Linked DNA regions of Homo sapiens: region 1 is linked to region 2. Evidence: read pairs that join two places in POLR2A ChIA-PET (ENCODE). Cell type or tissue: Caco-2. All regions are shown on one strand. Links, peaks and the distances in the headings refer to the core of each region. The heading gives the core; the rest is flanking DNA.

The links. Peaks named below come from ENCODE experiments on the same cell type or tissue, not always from the same donor. Only the 100,000 strongest peaks of a DNase experiment are listed, where the experiment ranks them.
Region 1: POLR2A ChIA-PET joins it to region 2 with 6 read pairs; 3 of 35 experiments call an interaction of 5 or more read pairs at or near these places.

Annotation. Positions count from the first base shown.
Region 1 is chr22:42,249,034-42,257,360 of GRCh38, reverse strand. All of the region lies in intron 1 of TCF20 (transcription factor 20), which reads left to right. Among named protein-coding and RNA genes, the nearest start is that of TCF20, 17 kb to the left of the region's middle. In Caco-2, for the core only: no CTCF peak of the experiment used is centred there; no DNase peak of the experiment used is centred there.
Region 2 is chr22:41,910,978-41,919,304 of GRCh38, reverse strand. It overlaps SHISA8 (shisa family member 8), which reads left to right and starts at 4,231. Exons shown (of 4, transcript NM_001207020.3): 1 at 4,231-5,167; 2 at 7,956-8,089. The coding sequence starts at 4,638. It overlaps LOC124905125 (a long non-coding RNA gene), which reads left to right and starts at 643. Exons shown (of 2, transcript XR_007068113.1): 1 at 643-1,855; 2 at 2,269-2,794. RefSeq lists enhancers at 1-251, 1,366-1,455, 1,466-1,625, 4,005-4,930 and silencers at 1,856-1,915, 4,113-4,272, 4,293-4,372, 4,443-4,512, 4,553-4,632 and 3 more. In Caco-2, for the core only: no CTCF peak of the experiment used is centred there; no DNase peak of the experiment used is centred there; H3K4me3 peaks cover 1,458 bases.

The DNA.
Region 1 (8,327 bases), core at 146-8,145, 340 kb before region 2:
TGTAGAAAACTTGCAAAGCTCTTCTAAGAGTAACTAAAATCAGTAAAGAATAGGGGAAAAAATCCAGAGAAAATATAAGCAGGAAAACCATAGCAGACAGGGTCAGATGGAATATTAGCGGTTTAGGTGAAGAACCCAGAGAACCGCCTGCCCTGTAAGGAATGCTGGGTATTTCTCCTGGAGGGTTTTATTTTAATTTTTGAGACAGGATGTTGCACTGTCACCCAGGCTGGAGTGTGGTGATACAGTCATGGCGCACTGCAGCCTTGAGTTCCTGGACTCAAATGATCTTCCTTCCTCGGCCTCCTGAGTATCTGCGACTACAGGCACATGCCACCACACCCTGCTAATTTTATTTTCTTTTGTAGAGATTGGGGTCTCTCTATGTTGACCAGGCTGATTTTGAACTCCTGGCCTCAAGCAATCTTCTTGCCTAGGCCTTCCAAAGTGCTGGGATTACAGGCATCAGCCACTGTGCCTGGCTCCTGGAGAGTTTTAGAACAATAAAATAGAATTGTTACTCCATGGCAGAAGTGTAGAGAACATGCCTGCCAGATTCCAGCCAGATGACTCCTATAAACACAACATACAGTCAGTGTAAATGAACCTAAACAGATTTACCAGTACCTGTACATTACTAAACAGATGTAAATGAAAAGATACACTATGCATTGAACTTAATGCTACTTTTTTGTTTTTTGTTTTTTGTTTTTCTAGTAGATGTGAGTTTAAATATAGCAGGAATAGGATTTTCATCTTCTCTTGTTGAAAGTCTTCGTGGAAGTGGATTTAAGTTCTAGCATATTCAGTAGGAGAAATTTGAGCTGGAATGAAGGACATCACAGCCTGCATAATTTGTTAAATGTCTCTTTAAAAAAAAAAAAAAAACTTTGCTACATTGGCTAGCGCATGTGCTGAAAGTTGGCTTCCCCTAAAGATAAGGGACACAGGCCAAATGAAGCCTATGGGAATGAAACACATCAGAGAAAATAAAAGAAAAAAGAAAATTTCTGTTCAGCCAAGTTTGCTAAGTAGTTGCCATGCTAGGCACACACACACAAAAATCAAATAAAACACTTCACTTTTCCTTAGAGTTCAGGGTCTGTGGGAGAGTCCAATATGGAAAATTAACATTTATCAAACGTATGAATGATTGATAAGGCTGTAATAGTGGTGTAGCTGGAGTGCTGGGGAGAACTAGGCAAGAGGCTGCTCCCTCCTGATCAAGTATGGGAAGAATATTGGAGAAGCCGGTAGAGGAGGGAGCATTTGGGTAGACCTTGAAGGATGGACGAGAGAGAGAGACAAGTGGAAGAGTGGAGAAAGAGCATTCCTAAGAGAGGTCTTTTGGGAACCAAGGCTCAAAAGTATGTAGCATATTATCAATCAAACCCTGGGCCCTTAGGCTAAGGGCCTAGAGATGACAGAGGGGAAGGTCAGAAGGGAGCGTGGGCCTAATAGTATGAGAGCAAGGTGGGAATAGCTTTGAACCTGGGGCTGGGGCACTTGAGTCTCATAAATGGAACAAAGTTTTGTGAAGAGAGGTGTGAATACATGGTTGGGGGCGTTGTTCTGACTGAGGAGAGATGGTGGTGGGAAGGAGAGGGGAGGGCCGGAAACAGATGATGAATTGATCATCTTGGCCTCTTACTGTTCTGATTTTCTCATGCCCAAAGCCCTAGTCTGCATAAGAAGGATCTGTAAAATTTAGCAATTGGTTTAAATAAAATGGATTTACAGGAAATTTTGGCATCAACCCATGTTGATTCCAAAACAGGTCGGCAAGCATATTTTATTTACCCAAACATTTATAACAATAAATAATGTGGTTTTGTTGTTGTTGTTGTTGTTGTTGTTGTTGTTGTTGTTGTTTGAGATGAAGTCTCACTCTGTTGCCAGGTTGGAGTGCAGTGGCGCGATCTCAGCTCATGGCAGTCTCCTCCTCCCGGGTTCAAGTGATGCCCCTGCCTTAGCCTCCCAACTAGCTGGGACTACAGGCACGCACCACCAAGCCCGGCTACTTTTTTTTGGTATTTTTAGTAGAGACGGGGTTTTACCATGTTGGTCAAGATGGTCTCGATTTCCTGACCTCGTGATCCGCCCGCCTTGGCCTCCCAAAGTGCTGGGATTACAGGCATGAGCACCATGCCCAGCCAACATTGTGAATATTTTTATATAAACAATAAATTCCAAGGGCCAGGACTTGTTCTAAACATTTGACAAAAAAGTTAGGAGATAGTGTTATTACCTCTGTTTTTCAAACGAGAAAACTGAATAACGGAGGTTGAGTGACTTGCCCAAGGTCACCCAACTATTAAGTAGCAGAGCCAGGATTGGGAATTGGGAAAAACTCTCACCTCTAATCATGTTTTTCCTCTACCTTTTTTTTTTTTTTTTTTTTGAGACGGAGTCTTGCTGTGTCACCCAGGCTGGAGTGCAGTGGTGCCATCTCTTCTCAAGCTCTGCCTCCCAGGTTCACGCCATTCTCCTGCCTCAGCCTCCAGAGTATTTGGGACTACAGGCGCCCGCCTCCACCCGCGGCTAATTTTTGTATTTTTAGTAGAGACGGGGTTTCACTGTGTTGGTGAAGATATTCTCGATCTGCTGACCCTGTGATCTGCCTGTCACGGCCTCTCAAAGTGCTGGGACCAGCTCCTTTTGGATTTTTATGGAAGTTTCCTGATGTCAATTTCTTCTCCCAGGGTATAGGGCTGGACGCCCTCTGAGGAGGGTCTTAAGAGCCACAGTCTGAGAGGTGGGAAAGGATTAGAGTCCTGCCTTAGGGCAGGTGAATGGAGGACAGGTGAGAGATTGTTTCCCCAGGCCTTAACATACCCAATATTATAACAAAACACTGTTACAAGGGCTGGACAATACCCAGTATATATCATGATACCACAGGCACCCTGGCTCTGGACTCTGTGCCCTTAACCTGTACCCTGTGTGAATGTTTAATTTAAATGAGCTGGAATATAACTTGCAGGATAAGTTTGTGGCCATTTGAAGAGGAAGAGTTTAGTTTTGGATTATAGAAACAAAGAAAAAGAAAGTGGAGTGGAGCTGGGAAGTACCATCCTGGGATCTACCTGGGAGAATAGTCTGCTGTGTGAGGGCAAGGACTTGTCTGTTGCCCATCATATTCCCAGCATCTAGAACAGTGCTTGATATGTAGCTAATGCTTAGCAGATATTTTTGAGTGAATCAGTAAATAAAATTTCGCTGCCAGCTCTCAAAGGAATATGCTGTGGAAGCTTCAGTTACTTTTTTTTTTTTTTTTTTTTTTTGAAAGGGAGTTTTGCTCTTGTTGCCCAGGCTGGAGTGCAATGGCACGATCTCAGCTCACCGCAACCTCCGCCTCCCGGGTTCAAGCGATTTTCCTGCCTCAGCCTCCCAAGTAGCTGAGATTACAGGCATGCGCCACTACACCCGGCTAATTTTGTATTTTTAGTAGAGACAGGGTTTCTCCATGTTGGTCAGGCTGGTCTCAAACTCCTGACCTCAGGTGATTCTCCTGCCTGGCCTCCCAAAGTGCTGGGATTACAGGCATGAGCCACCATGCCCGGCCTCTTCAGTTACTTTTTTCTCTTTGGTTCATGGTTCAGGATCCTTTCTGAATTAATAAATTTATTACTTGTTTTTACTAAACTTATTTTGTTCAGCTTTTCAAGGAATGCCAGTTCACTCTACTGTTTTCAGGGTTTTTAAAAAATCAACTTGCTTTCAAAATCAAAATATTAGATTTTAACATTCCAGCATAAATCTTTTTATATAAATAAAACTTTTGTTGATGCTTTTGGTTTTTCATACGCCTATATTTAAGGGGTAAATCTTGAAAATATTACTAAGGAATTGGAATTGACATCTAATTATAGTAGTTGAGATAATATATTTATGTAATCCCTTTTAGAGAAGTTTAATAAATATTTTTCAACAGACAAAGCATTATCTCTACTTTATTTTTTTTTCTATATTTTGATACTAGCCCGTCCTGTATCTGTTGAAGAAGCTTTCTTAGTGATTCGTTAGGAAATTCTCTTTCTGGAACCCAGTGACAGTGCAACTCAAGTAGCGTCTCTACTAATGTGAAGTCACAACACTGATCATGTAGAACTCATGTATCTGATTTCATTAGCAAATTAGTAGATGGTGTAGGTTTCTAAGGAAGAGTGAACTAATGCATTCTCTTTGCTTTAGTTTACATTAAATCATTAGGGAATAGGGAAATAGGAAATTTTTTCTTTTGCCACTTATAAATGAATAAAGCCTTAGTTTTTGTTTTGTTGTTTTTTTCCTATGGCCCCCTGTCACTTGAAGGCCTTAGTTTTATAAACCAGTATTTTGCTTCTCTTATTGACCTGATTCAGTTTATTAGCCTTTTATTAAAATATATACTATATACTTCATAATATTTTATTTTTGTTAAACATTTGACTCTACTAAATTAAATATTTGAAAAAATCTCACTATAACAGTATTTTTATTCTAGAGTTAAAATGGTTGTATGAAAATAGTTATTTTTGTTAAAATAGTTTTATATATAGGGATAATTATATACGTTTAAAAATGCCAAGATTGTTACTCTAGTGTTTCAGTTAAAAAAGCTTTTAAAGGCTGGGCACCGTGGCTCACACCTGTAATCCCAACATTTTGGGAGGCCGAGGTGAGCAGCGGATCATGAGGTCAGGAAATTAAGACCATCCTGGCCAACAAGGTGAAGCCCCGTCTCTACTAAAAATACAAAAATTAGCTGGGCATGGTGGTGCGTGCCTGTAATCCCAGCTACTTGGGAGGCTGAGGCGGGAGAATCGCTTAAACCTGGGAGGTGGAGGTTGCAGTGAGTCGAGATGTGCCACTGCACTCCAGCCTGGCGACAGAGCTGGACTCAGTCTCCAAAGCTTTTAAAACTGTCTTGTGTGTGGATAAAGGTGATTTTTAAGAATATTTTATAAAATATTACCGAAGTTTATGTTTGTAGGTGTTAGCTCTCCCAAAGACTTCTTGAATAGTTGTTTCAGACGGGTTTAGGCCATAATTCTGAAAGAGACAGTTCTTTTTTTTATTTTTTTCTTTTTTTTTTTGAGATGGACTTTCGTTCTGTCGCCCAGGCTGGAGTGCAGTGGTGCTCGGCTCACTGCAACCTCTGTCTCTTGGGTTCAAGTGATTCTCCTGCCTGAGCCTCCCAAGTAGCTGGGATTATAGGTGCGTGCCACCACACCCGGCTAATTTTTTTGTATTTTTACAAAAAAAAATACAGGTAGAGACAGAGTTTCGCCATGTTGCCCAGGCTGGTCTTGAACTCCTGACCTCAGGTGATCTGCCCACCTTGGCAGGGTTTTGCCACGTTGGCCAGGCTGGTCTCAAACTCCCGACCTCAGGTGATCTGCCCACCTCAGCCTCCCGAAGTGCTGGGATTACAGGCATGAGCCACTGCGCCTGGCCTAAAAGACACAGTTCTTGATGCCATAATCCCAAATACTGAAATCCCAAAATATCGAAATCCAAACAATATAATTCTGGAAAAAATAATTTTAAAACATTATTTAAAAAATACTTATTTGGGCCAGGTGCGGTGGCTCACTCCTGTAATCCCAGCATGTTGAGAGGCCTAGGTGGGCAGATCACTTGAGCTCAGGAGTTTGAGACCAGCCTGGCCAACATGGCAAAACCCCGTCTCTACTAAAAATATAAAAATTATCTAGGCATGGTTGCAAGTGCCTGTAGTCCCCGCTACTCGGGATGCTGAGGCACGAGAATCACTTGAACATGGGAGGCGGAGGTTGCAGTGAGCTGAGATCATGCCACTGTACTCCAACCTGGGTGACAGAGTGAGATTCTGTCTCAAAAAAAAAAAAAAAAAAAAAAAAAAAAGACACTTGTTTGGCCAGGTACAGAGTCTCACACCTGTAATCTCAGTATTTTGGGAAGCCAAGGTGGGCAGATTGCTTGAGCCCAGGAGTTCAAGATCAGCCTGGGCAACGTGGAGAAACCCTGTCTCTACAAAAAAATACAAAAATTAGCAAGCTAGCGTGCACCTATAGTCCAGCTACTTGGGAGACTGAGGTGGGAGGATCTCTTGGGTCTGGGAGGCAGAGGTTGGAGTGAGCTGTGATGGCGCTGTCTGGGCAACAGAGCAAGACTTTGTCTTCAATAAACAAACAGAAAAACCACTTATTTACCTTTTTTAAAGGGGATTTATTTGAGAAACAAAAACATGACAACACTTCATAGGCCACTTAATATAGTTTGGATATGTGTCCCTGCCCAAATCTCATGTTGAATTGTAATCCCCAATATTGGAAGTGGAGGCTGGTAGGAGGTGATTGGATTATGTGGGTGGATTTTTCATGAATGGTTTAGTACCATCCCCTTGATGCTGTCCTCGAGACGGTGAGCGACTTCTCGCGAGATCTGGCTGTTTTAAAAGTGTGGCACCTCACACTCTCTCTTGCTCAGTCCTCATCATGTGATGTGCCTGTTCCCCCTTTGCCTTCTGCCATGATTGGAAGCTTCCTGAGGCCTTCCTGGAAGCAGGTGCCACTATGCCTCCTGTACAGCCTGCAGAACTGTAAGCCAATTAAATCTCTTTTCTTTTAAGTATTCCTTCATAGCAATGCAGGAACAGCCTAGTACACCACTTTACACAATAAAATAGTAACAAATGTATTTTGCAAGTTTAATCACTCAGTATACTAACCGTAGTTGCATGGGTGTTACATTTTGTAACTGTGGTCCTCTGAAATACCATGATGGACAAACTAGGTCTTTTGATGAGGTAGTAAAAACAAGGATGGGTCATCACTGTGTGTGCAGTCTCCTGAAGAGCAGAGATATTGTTGAATTTTATCTTTCACAAAAACAGTATAAAAAAAGGACATCTCATTGAAGGTTCACCTTTTTTTTTTTTTTTTTTTTTTGAGATGGAGTTTCACTGTTGTTGCTGAGGCTGAAGTGCAATGGTGTGGTCTCGGCTCACTGCAACCTTTGTCTCCTGGGTTCAGGCGATTTTCCTGCCTCAGCCTTCCAAGTAGCTGGGATTACAGGCGCCCCGCCACCACGCCTGGCTAATTTTTGTATTATTAATTTTTGTAGAGACAGGATTTCACCGTATTGGCCAGGCTGGCCTCGAACTCCTGACCTTGGGTGATCTGCCCGCCTTGGCCTCACAAGTGCTGGGATTACAGATGTGAGCCACCGTGCCTGGCCAGTTTCAACTTTTTTTAAAGAGACCATAGTCTTCTAGCTATGTTGCCCATGCTGGAGTGCAGTGACTATTCACAGGCATGATCATAGTGCACTTCAGCCTCAAACTCCTGGCCTCAAGTGATCCTCCTACCTCAGCCTCCCTAGTAGCCGGGACTGACTACAGGTGCTCCACCACACCTGGCTTCTACGTTTTGATGAACACAGCCAGAGCTTACACATGAAGTCAGTGTTGTGATAATGCACTTCTGTGGAGTTCAGTTTGCAAAAAAAAAATGCATAGAATTAATTAGAACTCTCCAAAAGTCTCTACACAATTTATATCTCCAGTATTAGAAATGATGTGAAGATAAAATATATAGCATAGCAAATTGGCACTATGTGTGAAGGAGCAGAAATAATACACCATTGAATAATTTGGCAGGGGAGATTTCTTGTATTTTTTGCCTGTATTTTCACTTCTGCGATCTTCAAAGCACTTGCTCCAGTTTTATTTGCAAAGTGGTTGTGATCCACAAATTTTGTAAGTATATACTGTCTATTTGAAAGCCTGATTATTGCCTGGCCGTTGCAATTTCTGCTTTTGCAGCACCAGTGATAATTAGCTTTTAAACTTTTATCTTTCGCCATTAAGTAGCCGTGTACACTTATCAGAGCCTTTTTGCGAGGGAAGAGTTTCACAGATCTCTTCAATTGTGCTGTAAAGAATAAAGTAAGAAGAACTGATACTCAGCTTCCCCAACACCAAATCTGCATTAGTCAGGGTTCCCTAGGGAGACAGAACCAATAGGATATGTGTATAGATATGAGGGAATTTATTAGGGGAATTGGCTCATATGATTAATGGTGGCTGAGAAGTCCCATGACAGATCATCTGCAGGCTTGAGACCCTGGGATGCCAGTAGCATACCTCAGTCCAAATCCAAAGGCCTCAGAACCAGGGAAGCTAATGGTGTTATCTCTCGGTCCAAGGTCAAAAAGCCTCAGAATTCAGGGGGCCACTGGTTAAGTCCTGGAGTCCAAAGGCTGGCAAGCCTGGAGTTCTGATGTCCAAGGCAGCAGAAGAAAAGTCTGTTCTAGCTCTCAGCAATTCACCTTCTGTGTACTCCCTGGGCTCCTGGCTGATT
Region 2 (8,327 bases), core at 168-8,167:
TGGGGCCCACTGCTTCTCCCTGTAACCCTGCCGAAATGCTGGTAGCCCATCTTGCAGATGACAAAACTGAGGCCTAGAAAGGTTGAATGGCCCTGAAGAGCAGGAATTCCAACCCGGTCAGCCTGGCTCCAAAATAAAGGATAAAGGCTGGGCGCAGTGGCTCGCACCTGTAATCCCAGCACTTTGGGAAGCCAAAGCGGGCCGATAACTTGAAGTCAGGAGTTCGAGACCAGCCCTGCCAACATGGTGAAACCCCCGTCTCTACTAAAAATACAAAAATTAGGCCGGGCCCCGTGGCTCACGCCTGTAATCCCAGAATTTTGGGAGGCCGAGGCGGGCGGATCACCTGAGGTCAGGAGTTCGCGACCCGCCTGATCAATACGGTGAAACCCTGTCTCTACTAAAAATTACAAAAATTAGCCAGGCGTGGTGGCGTGCACCTGTAATCTCAGCAACTCCGGAGGCTGAGGCAGGAGAATCGCTTGAACCTGGGAGGCGGAGGTTGGAGTGAGCCAAGATCGCGCCACTGGACTCCAGCTGGGCGACAGTGTGAGACTCCGTCTCAAAACAAAACAAAACAAAAATTAGCCAGGCATGGTGGCGGGTCCTTATAAATCCCAGCTACTCGGGAGGCTGAGGCAGGAGAATTGGTTGAATCCAGGAGGCAGAGGTTGCAGTGAGCCGAGATCACACCACTGCACTCCAGCCTGGGCAACACAGAGAGACTCCGTTTCATAAATAAATAAATAAAACCTAGAAACTCTGGGCATGTGGGGCTGGAAAGGGGTTCCAGGAAGAGAGGGCAGCCTGCGTGACCAGACAGGGGGCAAATGAGCCTGGGTCAGGTGTTGGCAAGGGCCCTGTCGTGGGGTAGGAGTGCCTCCCGGGTGTGCTGAACTGGCCAGAATGTGGATTCGGGACTCATAGTGCAGGTTCCAGGCCAGACCCTGCCCTTCCTGGCTGTGTGCCAGTCACAGCAAGTCACTTCCTCTCTCTGAGTCTTGAGTTTCTCTCTAGGAAATCCCAAACCTTTCCCAGGGCTCAGCAGAGCTGGCAGACTGGTCACCCACCACCTAAAATGGGGACACTGAGGCCCAGCACAGGCTGTTTGTCATGTCCACACCTCTCAGGGCCCCCAGCCTTCCCCAGCCAGAACTGAGCACCAGGTGAGGGCTGGACATGGAGGAAGGCCGTTCGTGCACAGGAGCATGTATGCTGACAAACACGTGTGCACACACATGCCCACCGTGCAGGGAAGGCCCTCATAGTCATGCTAGCCCCAGACATGCACACTCTTGCTGTCACCCAAACACGCGCAGACACCCGCACACTCGAGCTGCCAGCATTGGGAGCTGGGGGCGGGGCGGGTGCCCTTCAGGAGCAGGGACTCGGCTCCTCTGCCCGCCCCGCGGGGCTTGCTGCAGATGCCAGGGGTTATTTTAAGCCTGGATCAATGGATGAGTTTTGGTGACACAGGCTTAGTGGTAGTGGAGGGGGGCAGGCAGAAGAGATAAGGGGTGGCTGCCCTGGAGCCTTGATGGGGTGAGAGACCCCGGGGTCCAGGGCAAAGGGGTCACTCCTCGGCCGGGCTGCTCTATCTCCAGATCCCCTCACCCGGCACATGGCCAGGCACCTGGGGCAGTGTCAGCTGAATGGGCGATCAGATCCCAGGACTCAGCCAGTCAGGGTCAGCTGGGCTCTGTGTTCACAGCTGCCCTCTCCTGCTCCACTCACTCCCCGCGGCCAGGTGTTCCCATGGAGAGAAGAGGGTATCCAGTGCCTGGCACAGACCCAGTAGTTATGGTTACCTATGGCTGCTGGCTGACCACTGAATCAGATTGAGACGGGGAGGAAGGTGTGTGTGTGGTGGGGGGTGGGGGGTGGTGTTGGGGGTTGGACATCAGTCCCTGGGAGGGGCTGGAATCCACTTCCTTCATTGGACAAATGGCTGTCACTATGTATATGTATGTGAAGGCCTGATGGGGTCAACATGAGGAAAGCACCCAGTGCCAGGACGGTGGGGGCAGGAGGGTGTCCAGGAAGGGGGAGCACTGGGAGACTTGCTCTGACCCCTCACTCTAACTTGGAAGAGGCCCCAGTTCCAAGGGGGCAGAGACAAGCCTCTTTCAACCCAGTGCCCGGCAACGGGTGGGAAAGGTGGGAGAAGAGGCCCCCCTCAGAGCTCCTGCAGCCTCCAGGGCAGTGGGCAGAGGGCGGTGGGGACTTCAATACCAGTGATACGGGTTGTGCCACGGATTCCATTTCTAGGAATGGCCCTAAGGAAAGGAAGCAGGAAAGGACGCTCCAGAAAGTAGAGCTCAGAAGCTCTGAGAAGAATCACAAATGAGAAGGTTTTTTTTTGTTTTTTTTTTTTTGTTTGTTTGTTTGTTTTTTTAAGACGGAGTCTCAATCTGTTTCCCAGGCTGGAGGGCAATGGTGTGATCTCAGCTCACTGCAAACTCTGCCTCCCAGGTTCAAGCGATTCTCTGGCCTCAGCCTTCCGAGTAGCTGGGATTACAGGCATATGCCACCATGCCCAGCTAATTTTTGTATTTTTAGTAGAGGTGGGGTTTCACCATGTTGGTCAGCCTAGTCTCCAACTCCTGACCTTGTGATCCACCTGCCTCAGCCTCCCAAAGTGTTGGGATTACAGGCGTGAGCCACTGCCCCCAGCCAAACGAAAAGTTTAAGGATGGCAAAAAGTAAACCACAAACTAGTTACAATCCAGCATGTAAATGTGGCATATTTTAGTGTGGTTGTCTCTGGACATGGGATTAAAGCAATTTCATTTAATTCCTTTGTTCATCTGTGTTTTTTCTTCTAAACTGGTAATAAGGGGTCCTTTAATGAGGGTGGGTTTTCGGGGCTGGATGGGAAGTGTGTGTACATGTGTGTGCACATGTGTGTGTGTAGGTGGAGGGAGCAGGCTGTCTTTGGCCAGGGCACAAGGAGAAGCTCTGAGTGGGGAGGTCACCTCCTCTTCCTGTCTGAACCCATTAATACCTGAAATTAGTCTGTCAGCCCCTCATGTCAGGCAACAGACTTGATCCTCCTTAAAATGTAAATCCTTCCTCTTCTTCTCCCCCACCTTCTCCACTTTCATAAGCTGGTCCCAGTTGCTGAGAGAAGGACGGATGGAAAGGGGACCAGGAGGGACCCTAGGGAGCCCCAAATGTTTCATCTCACAGAAACTAGGCGCTGGAGTCCTTTCATTCATTTATTCATTCAGCAAATGCCGACAGAGGCCTGAGCTGCACACTGGGTGAATTGCACGCCCAGTCCTTGCCCTCCTGCTGTTTCCGTCTGGACAGAGGGAGGTTCCATATCGACCCCTATCTCCTGGAAGGGGCAGATTATGAGTCTGCCCTCCAGGAAGAGTCTTTGATGTTAAGATGAGATACTGAGGCAGGGAGAAGCCAAGCACCAGGACCTTCTCCAGTTCAACTCAACCCCGAAAACACCACTGGGCCGTGCTGGGACCGGGTCCGGGCTCCTTAGGGCCCCCACACCCTACCCCTCGGTTTGTGAAAGGACCTGCGGGTGGGCGCAGGGCGGAGGTCTTCCTTTTCCAGGCTTTCCTTTTCCAGGGCAGGGGCGAGCCCAGTCCCCCTCTCCTCACACCTGGGGAGGGAGCAGATCGCGGAAGTGCGTCAGCCAAGCCGTGCCCATCGACGCAGGGATGGGGACATCCCTGGACCCCAGCCCAGCGTTCGAGGGGTTCTGGAACTGGGCTCGCGCCGTGGGGTAAATCCTTGGCCCTCTGAAGCGGCGCTGCCAGGGGAAGTCCTTCCCATTTGACAGGTGGGAAAATCGAGGCGCCGAGAGGGGAAGGGGCCCTCCTTATGTTATGATCAGAACGGACAGAGGGGACGGGAAGGAGGTGAGAGGGTGGCCCTGCCCGTCCCGGGGCAATTCCGGGCTGCTTTGACCTCCGCGCCTGTAAGGTACAGGTCCCCGCACCTGTAAGACAGGGACGCTCTAGTCGCGGGCCCTAGAACTGATCCCCTTCGAGCGCCCAGTTCCGATGAATGTTTCGGGGCAGTCTTTGTGGAGGGGGGTTCCCTGTGGGGCCTCCCGGCTCCGCGGGGCCTGCTGCCTCCTCTCGCCCCTCGCGGCAGCCGCGCTCCTCCCCCGGCTCTGCCTCCCTTCCGCCCTCCCTCCTCTCTCCCTCCCCCGCCCGCCCGAGCCCGCGCCGAGCCCGAGCGGGAGCCGGAGCCGGAGCCGGAGCCAGAGCGCGGGCTGTACTGAGAGCGCGGCGGGAAGGTAGCGCAGTCGGGCGGCCCGCGGCCCCGGCGCGGCCTCCGCTAGGGCCAAGACCCGCACACCTGCCGGGCCGGGGAGAAGCCGGGGGCCGCGCGCAGGCGAGGACCCGCCGCCCGGCCCGGGGAAGATCTCAGGACGCGGACCGGGCAGCTCGGGTCCGAGGTGAGCCCGGGCGGAGGACGCGCCCACCGGAGGTGCGGCCTCGGAGCTCCAGACCCAGCCCACTCGGGGCTGGGGTCCCCAGAGGAGGCCGACGGCCGAGGCGGCGTGCGCCGGGAGCCAGCGCGATCCCTGCGGGAGCGGAGGAGCCGAGCCGGAGGGAGCCGCGGCGCCCGGCCATGCACCGGGCGCAGTAGCGGGAGGCGCGGGCCCGATGGCGCGGGCCGGGGCGCGGGGACTGCTCGGCGGCCGCCGTCCTCCCGGCCTCCGGCTCGCGCTCGCGCTTCGGCTCGCGTTGCTGCTGGCGCGGCCGCCGTCGGGCCGCGCGGGAGCCCCCGAGGCGCAGGGTCCCGCGGCGCCCGGCACGACAGCCCCGGAGGGGGGCGACCGCTGCCGCGGCTACTACGACGTGATGGGCCAGTGGGACCCGCCCTTCAACTGCAGCTCCGGAGCCTACAGCTTCTGCTGCGGCACGTGCGGCTACCGCTTCTGCTGCCACGACGGGCCGCGGCGCCTCGACCAGAGCCGCTGTTCCAACTACGACACGCCGGCCTGGGTCCAGACAGGCCGGCCGCCCGCCCGCGCCCGCGACACCGCAGCGCCCCGGGACCCCGGCCGCGAGCGCAGCCATACGGCCGTCTACGCTGTGTGCGGCGTCGCAGCGCTGCTGGTGCTGGCCGGCATCGGGGCGCGCCTGGGACTGGAGAGGGCGCACAGCCCGCGCGCGCGGCGCACAGTGACCAGGTGAGCACGCGCCGCCCAGGGACCCCCGCCTGCTCCTCGGACTGCTCTCCCTGCCCGCTGATCCTTCCCGCCGCTCTCGAAGCGCTGGTTCTCCCAGCAGGCCCCTTCTCTGGGTTTTCCTGTCTCCTTCTCCCCCCGCCGCCCCCCCAACACTTCATCAGGGAGACACCTGACACCGCCCTGACTCCCTTTGACCTTCTGCCCGTGCTGGGCGCCGCACCGCCTTTCCCTGCTCGAGTCTCCTCTGGAGGGCAGGGGGGTGGGGGCGGGCTGGGAGGGGGACAGGTAGCCTTGCACAGAGGGCACCGGGTCACTGTCCAGGGTAAGGGGCGCCGCTGGCCAGGGAGGTGACCGGGCGTCTTGGGCACGGGAAAGGAAGGGGCGCTTGGTTCTCTGGGTGCCCATCTCCTGCTTCTCCCCACTCCTCCCTCCCCTCTTCCACCTCCTGCCTCTCCCCTGCCCCCACAGCTGTGACTCAAGGCTGCCCTTCCCTCCTTGGGTTTCAAAGGCCTCCCCCCACTCACCCCATGCCACAGCTCCCAGGTGAAGGTCAGGGCTCCCTCTGCGTAGAAAGGGGACTCTGGAACACAGTCGTGTGTTGCTGAGGCCAGGACAGGTGCTTGTTGCATTCTGAGCTTGGTGTGAAGTGGGCACTACAGGGTCCAGGTCCCCTTCCTCGGTTGGAACGAGGACTCTAGGACTCTATGTGTCCTGACCCTGGAACTCCCACCCACATGCCACACGTGGCACTCACATGCCCCCAGCAACCCCCATGCCCTGGGGCCTGTGCCCTCCTCATCCACCCGGTCCCAGCACCCTTTGGGCCTGTGGGCTGCTGACACCGAATGTGACAGGCTGGTATTTAAAAGTGACCATAGAGAAGCCTTCATACCCTGGCAGGCCAGATGTGGACACTTCCCCCTCCTGGGCCTCAGAGGCAGGGGGTGAGGGCTTCCTTGGCACTTCAGCACCCCTCGCTCCCGAAACCACGTAGCCCACTTTCTCCCAGGGAGCTCTAAGGGAAGCCCGGGCTGGCACCCTGGCCTCCACCCTCAGCTTCTGCACTGCCTTCAGGAGGTGGAGCCTCCTGGCCTGGCTTCTGGATGCTGCAGGGGTAGGGGCTGGGCTGCCCAAATTTGGGGGTCCCCCATGATGGGTGAGGGTAGCTTGGAAGAGGCCTGGATATGTCTTTGACAGGGGCGGGGAAAAAGGAACTTAGGGCTGCGATGGTGAGGGGTGGCTGCAGCAGCCCAGCTGACATGTTCATCCTGAACTCCCTGCACCTGCTGGGGATGGGGCAGCAGGTTTGGTGATGCCGCAGGAAAGCCATGCCCACCCTTGCTGTGCTGTGTGGTGTAGGCCAGTCCCTTCTCCTTTCTGGGCTTCAGGCTCCCATGGCCCCAACTCCCTTTTCTCTGCTGGGGAGACCTGGAATGGGACGTAGGCTTGTGTGTGGGTGTGTCCTGAGTCCCTGTCCTCCCCTCGAGTCTCACCCTTCATTCTGCTGTGTTGGGGTTGAAGGCCAGGGAAGGCTTCTCAGAGGGCTTGGGCGGGGCATCTGGAAAGAGTTTGTGCAAAGGCCCAGAGGCGTGGTGGTTACTCAGCTGTCAGGGAGACAGGAGCTTGAGGTGCTTGCCCAGAGATGAGGCCACAGAGGTGAGCCTCTGGGGAGAGGGCAGGGCAGGAAGGTCAGCCCAGGCAGGTACTAGGATGGTTTCAGACCCTGCCACCAAACCTGAAGCCAAACCTCGGCCATCCCTGGTGTCCTGCCTCCTGAATGACCTTCACGAATCAGCCATTTGAGGCTCTAGCCCCGGAAGGAGGGTCAGGCTGAGTGGGAGAAAATCATGGGTTCCGGGTTCTGAAGGCAGCTGGGCTGCAGACACTGTCACATCACAGCTGGGTGGGGGCTGGGTGTTGGGTCCAAGGAGGTGGCTGTCCAAGGTCACACAGCCTGTGGGTCCTGGGCTGCCACCAGGGGGTCTCCCAACATCCCCATTCCGTCACCCATCTGTCCTTCATGCCCGTGATGGCAGCTTTATCCCAGGTCCCAGCAGAAGCCGCGGCTGCAGGGGCAGTTAGGCAGGCAGGTAAATAAGGCATCCTGGGCCGGGCGCGGTGGCTCACACCTGTCATCTCAGCACTTTGGGAGGCCGAGACCGGCGGAGTTGGAGACCAGCCTGGCCAACATGGTGAAACCCCGTCTCTACTAAAAATACAAAAATTAGCTAGGTGTGGTGGCAGGCACCTTATAATCCCAGCTACTAGGGAAGCTGAGGCTGGAGAATCACTTGAACCGGGGAGGTGGAGGTTGCAGTGAGCCAAGATTGCGCCATTGCACTCCAGCCTGGACAACAGAGCGAGACTCTGCTTCAAAAGATAAAAAAATTAAAAAAAAGGATTCCTGGAGGAGGCCGCTGATGGGGTCTGAAGAATGAGTAGCAGTTTTTTGGGAGAAGAGGCAGGAAAGCAGAGAAAGCTCGCATTGGGAGGGGAGGCTCACCTGGGGAAGGTCCCTGAGAGTGGGCTCCAGGGAGGGGAGGGGAGGGAAGGGGAGCCTCATTAGAGTTTCCTGACCTGCTCTGGGAAGCAGCTGTCTTGGGGCCACAGGTGAGGCTGGCAGATACTGCCTGGGAGGGGAAACTCGTGCGTGATTTCGAGCACCGGAGAGGACGGCCTGGAGAGGCCGAAAGAACTGCCCAGGGCCACACGGTGAGACGGTGGTGGCCGGGGCTGGCTTTTGATGAGGTGGGAGACAGAGGGCCACCCCTGACTGCTGTCCCCGCAGGGCGCTGACAGAGCTTCTGAAGCAGCCGGGCCCCCAGGAGCCACTGCCTCCCACCCTGGGCCCACCCCTGGGTGGCTGTGTCCAGGTGCAGATGGGGGACGGCCTCCCCCGGGGCTCCCCCCACAACAGCGCAGGTGAGTCGGTGGCGGGCGGGGCTGAGCGGCGGCGGAGCACGCGGAGGGGCGTGAGAGGCCGAGAGGCGGTCCCTCGGCTGGGGCATAGAGGCTTCCCCGGTGGAAATGAGCCGCGGCCTCTGCGGGTGAGGGGCCCGACCGGCCAGCCAGCTCGCCAGGGTGGAAAGGGACCCCCCACGGGTCCTGCGGCCTCGAGTCTGGGGGGCTGTGATGTGTGAGGAAGGTTCCAGATGCAGGA